Regions from separate parts of the Homo sapiens genome. Here region 2 is linked to region 1. Evidence: read pairs that join two places in POLR2A ChIA-PET (ENCODE). Cell type or tissue: PC-9. All regions are shown on one strand. Each heading gives the region's core, and the rest is flanking DNA. Links, peaks and the distances in the headings are about the cores only.

Region 1 (2,931 bases), core at 301-2,800:
TTTAAAAGGTTATATTTACAGTAGTATCAAAAAGCGTAATATATTTAGGAATAAGTTTTTTTTTAACTTGTGCAAGATTTATATAATGAAAATTACAAAACATGGCAAGATAAATTAAGAACTAAATAAATGGAGAAATCACATTAATAGATTGTCAAGCTCAGTATTGTTAAGCTGTCAGTTACTGTGTAGATTCCCTCAGTCTCAAAATCACAGCAATCTTTTTGTAGTAATTGACAAGGTAATACTAAAGTGTATATTGAAATGCAATAGCCAAAATGCATATTCAGATGCACAGCAAAAACAATCTCTTAAGAAAGCTAAAAGATTTACCTTACCTGATTTAAATACTTAATATAAAGCTACAGTAATTACAGTATGGTATTAACAAAGATGATAGTTCAATAGAATAAAATAGAGAGTTGAGAAGTAGACCATTCATGTGTGGGTTTGTTGATTTTCAACCAAGTAACAAGTCAATTCAATGAAAAATTTAGTATTTTCTACAAATGATGCAGCAATTGGATATTCAAATGAGAAAAACATGAAACTTAGCTTCTGCCTTATGCTGTACTCCAAAAAGTTTTGAAAACAAGTCATAGACCTAAATATAAAAGCTAAAATTACAAAACTTTTAGAAGAGCTGGGCGCGGTGGCTCACACCAGTAATCCCAGCACTTTGGGAGGCCGAGACGGGCAGATCACCTGAGGTCGGGAGTCCGAGACCAGCCTGACCAACATGGAGAAACCCTGTCTCTACTAAAAATACAAAAATTAGCCGGGCATGGTGGTGCATGCTTGTAATCCCAGCTACTTGGGAGGCTGAGGCAGGAGAATCACTTGAACCCTGGAGGCGGAGGTTGTGGTGAGATGAGATCGTGCCATTGCACTCCAGCCTGGGCAACAAGAGCGAAACTCCATCTAAAAAAACAAAACAAAACAAAACAAAACAAAAAATACTTTTAGAAGAAAACTTAGAAAGATATCTTTATGACTTAGAGTAGGTAAAGATTTCTTAGGATACAACAAATATAATAATTAAAAATTGATAAATTACACTTTCTCAAAACTAAAAACTTCTGCTCATCAGGCTAAACATTTAAAGAAATGAACATACACGTTACAAACTGGGAGACAATATTTGCAAAACATGTATCTGACCAAAGACTTGTATCCTGAGTATATAATATATATGTGCATGTGTTTACACACACACACACACACACACACACACACACACACACACACACACACCTGCCTACAAGTCAACAATGAAAAGAGAAGCTAATTAAAAAAAATGGGCAAAAGGTGGAAGGTAACCACCTTTTGTCATCTTTTCAGCTGAAAATTACAAAACACTGAGGAAAGAAATCAAAGATCTAAATAAATGGAACAATATATCATGTTCATGGGTTGAAAGATTCGTACGGTAAAGATGCCAGATTTCCCAAATCGATTAATAGGTATAATGCAATTTCTATAAAAATCTCAGCAAGTTTTTTTGTAGAAGTAGAAAATTTATTCTGAAATTTAGATAGAAAAGCAAAGGAACAGTTTTGAAAATGAAAAATAAAGTGAGAAGAATTGCTATTGATGTTAAGTGTTACTATATAAGCTACAGTAATCAAGACAATTTGGTGTTGGTTAAAGAATAGATACATAGATCAGTGTTACACAATAGAGAACCCCAGAACAGACCAACACTAATAGGCCCAATTGATTTTTGGCAACAGCACAAAAGCAATACAATAGAGGAAGTGTAATCTTTTTCAACAAATGGTGCTAGAACAATTGGATACCCATAGCAAAACAAACAAACCCAAACCCCCACTGTATGTAAAAATTAATTCAATTAGAGTATAGATTTAATGTAAAACAAACTTTTAGAAGAAAACAGAATCTTCAGGACTTAGTGTTAGACAAAGAGCTAGAAGACATGACACTAAAAGCATAATTCCTAAATCAAAAAAATTAATAAGTTGTAGTTAATCAAAGTTAAACACTTTGGTGCTGTGAAAGACCCTCTTAAAAGGATGAAAAGACAAGCTACAGACTGGGGAAAAATACTTGCAAACCACAAATCTTCCAGAGGCTTTATGTTTAGAAACATAAAGAACTCTCAAACTCAATAGTAATTCAGTGATCCAATTAGAAAATGAGCAAAAGGCATACTTCATATTTCACCACATGCATAATACATATTTCACCAGAGAAAAGCTGCAGATTACAAATAAGCACATGAAAAGATATTCAGCATCATTACCTGTTAGAGAGAAGCAAATTAGAACCACATTGGGATATCACCACACCCATTAGAATAGTTAAAATAGTGATAATACCAAATGGCTAGGAGGTGGAGAGACTGAATCTCTTATATGTTGTTGGTGGGAATTAAAAATAGTATACCCACTCTGGAAGATAGTTTGGGAGTTTCTTACAAAACTAAACATGTTTACCATATGACCCAGCAGTTGCACTCTTGGGCATTTAACTCAGAGAAATGAATTTTATGCTGACACAAAACCTCAAGCAGAAATGTACATAGCCACTTTATTTGTTACAGCAAAAAACTGGAAACAGCCTAATGTCCTAGAAATCTTTATTGAGCTTTTTTGTGTATCTGTTGCTGTAGTAGGTTTTCTGAGATGTAATTCCATCTCTTTTTGGAGATTTCAATCAAGTTGGAAGTTAAAACTAATACACAGTAAAAAAATTAGGTAATAGGAGCTGTGGTACTAGTTTTAAATTTAAATAAGGGAAAGTTGAATGTAAACCAATGTAATTAGGACAGACTTTAGGAAGGAGATGGATTTTGAGTTAAATTTTGAAAAATAGGTTAGTAATGTAGGGAAAAAGGAGAATATGTCTGATGAGGGTAGACATGAGCAAGAAAGATGGAAATAAACCAGGCATTTTGTTGCCACAAGGAGA
Region 2 (2,931 bases), core at 191-2,690, 59 kb after region 1:
AAACCAAGAGTATTGTAACGAAAGAACAAGTCAAGTTTGGCTCTTTCTCAGTGCTTAGCTGATCCTAGGACACTGTCATCAGGCAGTTGCCAGATAAGAACCATGTTGTTTCACACTGTGTGGTGTTGAATCTTCTGAGCATGGATCTTGCAGGACATCAGCAGTTGTTTACATTCAGAATGCCAGGTTTCTGTTCCATCACGTCCGTCTCTTCTGTTCATTGTGAGCATCTCCACAAACATCCTCTGTTGCCTGCACCCAGCACATGGTGATTCCCAACCTTCGTGGAAGTGCAGCCCTGTATTTATTCTCCTTCTCTATCCTCAAAAGATGTGTTACGTAGGATGTTATATATGTAAAAGAAGGTGAATTGAAATAAGGTGTTTTTTTTTTAAAACAACAGCCCTTGAAAAATTTCGGAGCATCTTTGACAAACAAAACCAGGGTTGGGATTCATCGAGCTACGTGGTCATACCATCTTTCCCCCTCATTTTTACTCAGTTAAAATTGTTAGTCGTGTGGAATAAAATTATCTTGCTGGGCTATTTATGCCTGAATCAACATAAATCTTGCATACTTTCAGAAAGTAATTCAGTTTCAAATCTTGATAGTACTACTTATTCACTTGTTTAATAAATTTTAATTTATTAAACTGTCAGCTAACTGTTACAAAGCAGGATGAGCTGATGATGGGATGATTGCCACTTAAAAGTTTTTAGCAATTTATGATAAATGATGCTTTTTTCAAAGATAAGTATGGAGTGGATCTATGTAGAGTGCTTAGAACCTGGCACATAGTAAAGCATACGTAAAGTGTTTGCTGCCATTGTTGTTGTTACTGAACATTGGGGTGAGGTCCTGCCTGATTGTTATTTCCCAGTCTTAAAGATAATTCATACTCCACTTATCTCAATTGTTGGACATTGTTCATTGAAATTGCAGGCTAGACATTTTTAATTGAAATTGCAGGAGCATTTCACCTAAAGAAAAACTCCATGCAGAATTGGAATTCATTACATTCCTGAGTGGTTGATGGAAATCATTTTGACCATAATAAATGATTAAAATGAAACATTAAAAGTAGATTTACATAATATCCAGCTTCTTAATTTATATAATTATTTTACTAGACCTCTAATTTAGGATACAAGGCTTTAAAATAATTTTGGATGGTTATACTCTAGTAAATTAAAGCCTTTCATATGTTTCCCATATTATAGAAAAACATGTAGGTTTATATATGTTACCTTTGATTTGAAAGTGCTTGTTGTAATGTTCTAATGCTTTTCAGAAGTCCATATCTTTAAACAACTGATGTTTTCTGCTTCACCTCCCGCAGCTTACTGAAACAAATGCAGGTATCAAGTGCTTGGACTCCATGTGCTGTTTCCCGGAAGGAGAAGCAGCGTGTGCATCTGTTGGAAGAATGCTGGAACGAGTTATAGGAAGATGTAGTCCAACCCACATCAGCAGGTGTGAAATCTCTCTAAGTAGCCTTTGCTGCAGATGAGTATCCTATCTGGAACAGGATGAACCTGCCGCTCTAGATACCTAATAAATCAGCAGCTGGTTTTACCAACTGAAGCAGGAAGTCTGCTATTTATTAGCACTCTTTGGTGGTAGATTTCACTTTGTGGCTTTGGGGTAAGGGCTTTTTCACTCACAAAGGAAGAGAAAGCACCTTTGAAGAGACTTCATCTAATGAACAAAAAATTTTGTTTCATAATCTTTCTAAAATGTGCTCAGTAGGAGTGTGTTTATGGTACTCTTTTATGGTTTGTATAACTTTCTTTTTTAAATTATACATATACTATTTCCTTTTTATTTTTTTAAAATTTTTTTGCTTTTTGTCTTTACAAAATAATCTCAACATAACAGTGAAGTCAAAGGCTTTCCTTTTCTTACTCTGTATGTATATTTTCCAGTTGGTTATTTGAGGCTTTGAGGTATTTATAAACACAAAAGGCTGTATTTCTGCTCCCCTACCTCTTCTTATGTCTGTAATGAAGTTTTGAAATGAGTCATGATTTTTAAGTTTCTTTTGCTTGGTATTTATTGCCTAATTAAAAGTGTATGAGTTAGAACAGGCTTTTTAAATTATGGAGTAAAAGAATCTTAGCATTTTTGTCCCCTCCTAAATCTGTTTCTTGAATGAGATTTATCACCATGCCTGCTGTTGTGCACCATAACGAAAAAAAACACCTTTTGGTAAACACCATTTAAAATTCATTTAAACTTGCAATGGATTTATTTATTCATACATTTCCCCAAGAGTTATATCACTATTTAGAGGATGTTAGGGGGTAGAAAGAGCTTTTTCCACACTTGGTGTTCTTTAGGTGAATGATACCATATTCTCAAAATCAGGGCAGCAGTACACGGTATGCATGGAGGTACAAATGGGCAGGGAGAGATGTTGGTTGCCATTGTCCCAAATGTGCTACATGAATATTAGCACTTTCTACATGTGCCAGGGCTTGGAAAAGGTTGGAAATTACCCCAGGAACAGGTTATAAAGAGTGAAGAAGGCACTACTCCTATCTACTGGAAAAAGGATTTTTATTATTTGGTTAGCTTTGTGTTTTAAAAAAATGATGAGTATGATATCATTCATCTGTTATAAAATTCAGGTAACTTTTACTGGTGAACTTGTTAGTTCTCACTTTAGCTTTAGCTTAGCCATGCCTTTATGATACAATTGAATTTATAAATAGCATTCTTATGTTAACATAATGTCTGTGGTTTCAATCCCCGTTTATTCTGACTTGATTATAACGTGATCTGAAATATTTCCATAATGCTGTGATACCATTTTGTAGTAATTTCATTCCACGTAGAAGGATGAGCACTTAAACTCTGGGACTTTGTTATGATTTACATAATTGTATTATAAAATGTGGCTCTGTCATGTACCTAGGCCAGCAAATTTCC

What was found. Peaks named below come from ENCODE experiments on the same cell type or tissue, not always from the same donor. Only the 100,000 strongest peaks of a DNase experiment are listed, where the experiment ranks them.
Region 2: POLR2A ChIA-PET joins it to region 1 with 9 read pairs; 4 of 35 experiments call an interaction of 5 or more read pairs at or near these places.

What each region holds. Positions count from the first base shown.
Region 1 is chr3:182,853,547-182,856,477 of GRCh38, forward strand. All of the region lies in intron 10 of ATP11B (ATPase phospholipid transporting 11B (putative)), which reads left to right. Among named protein-coding and RNA genes, the nearest start is that of ATP11B, 62 kb to the left of the region's middle. In PC-9, for the core only: no CTCF peak of the experiment used is centred there; no DNase peak of the experiment used is centred there.
Region 2 is chr3:182,912,522-182,915,452 of GRCh38, forward strand. It overlaps ATP11B (ATPase phospholipid transporting 11B (putative)), which reads left to right. Exons shown (of 30, transcript NM_014616.3): 29 at 1,340-1,473. Among named protein-coding and RNA genes, the nearest start is that of DCUN1D1, 67 kb to the right of the region's middle. RefSeq lists a silencer at 1,521-1,660. In PC-9, for the core only: no CTCF peak of the experiment used is centred there; a DNase peak (open chromatin) is centred at 1,560.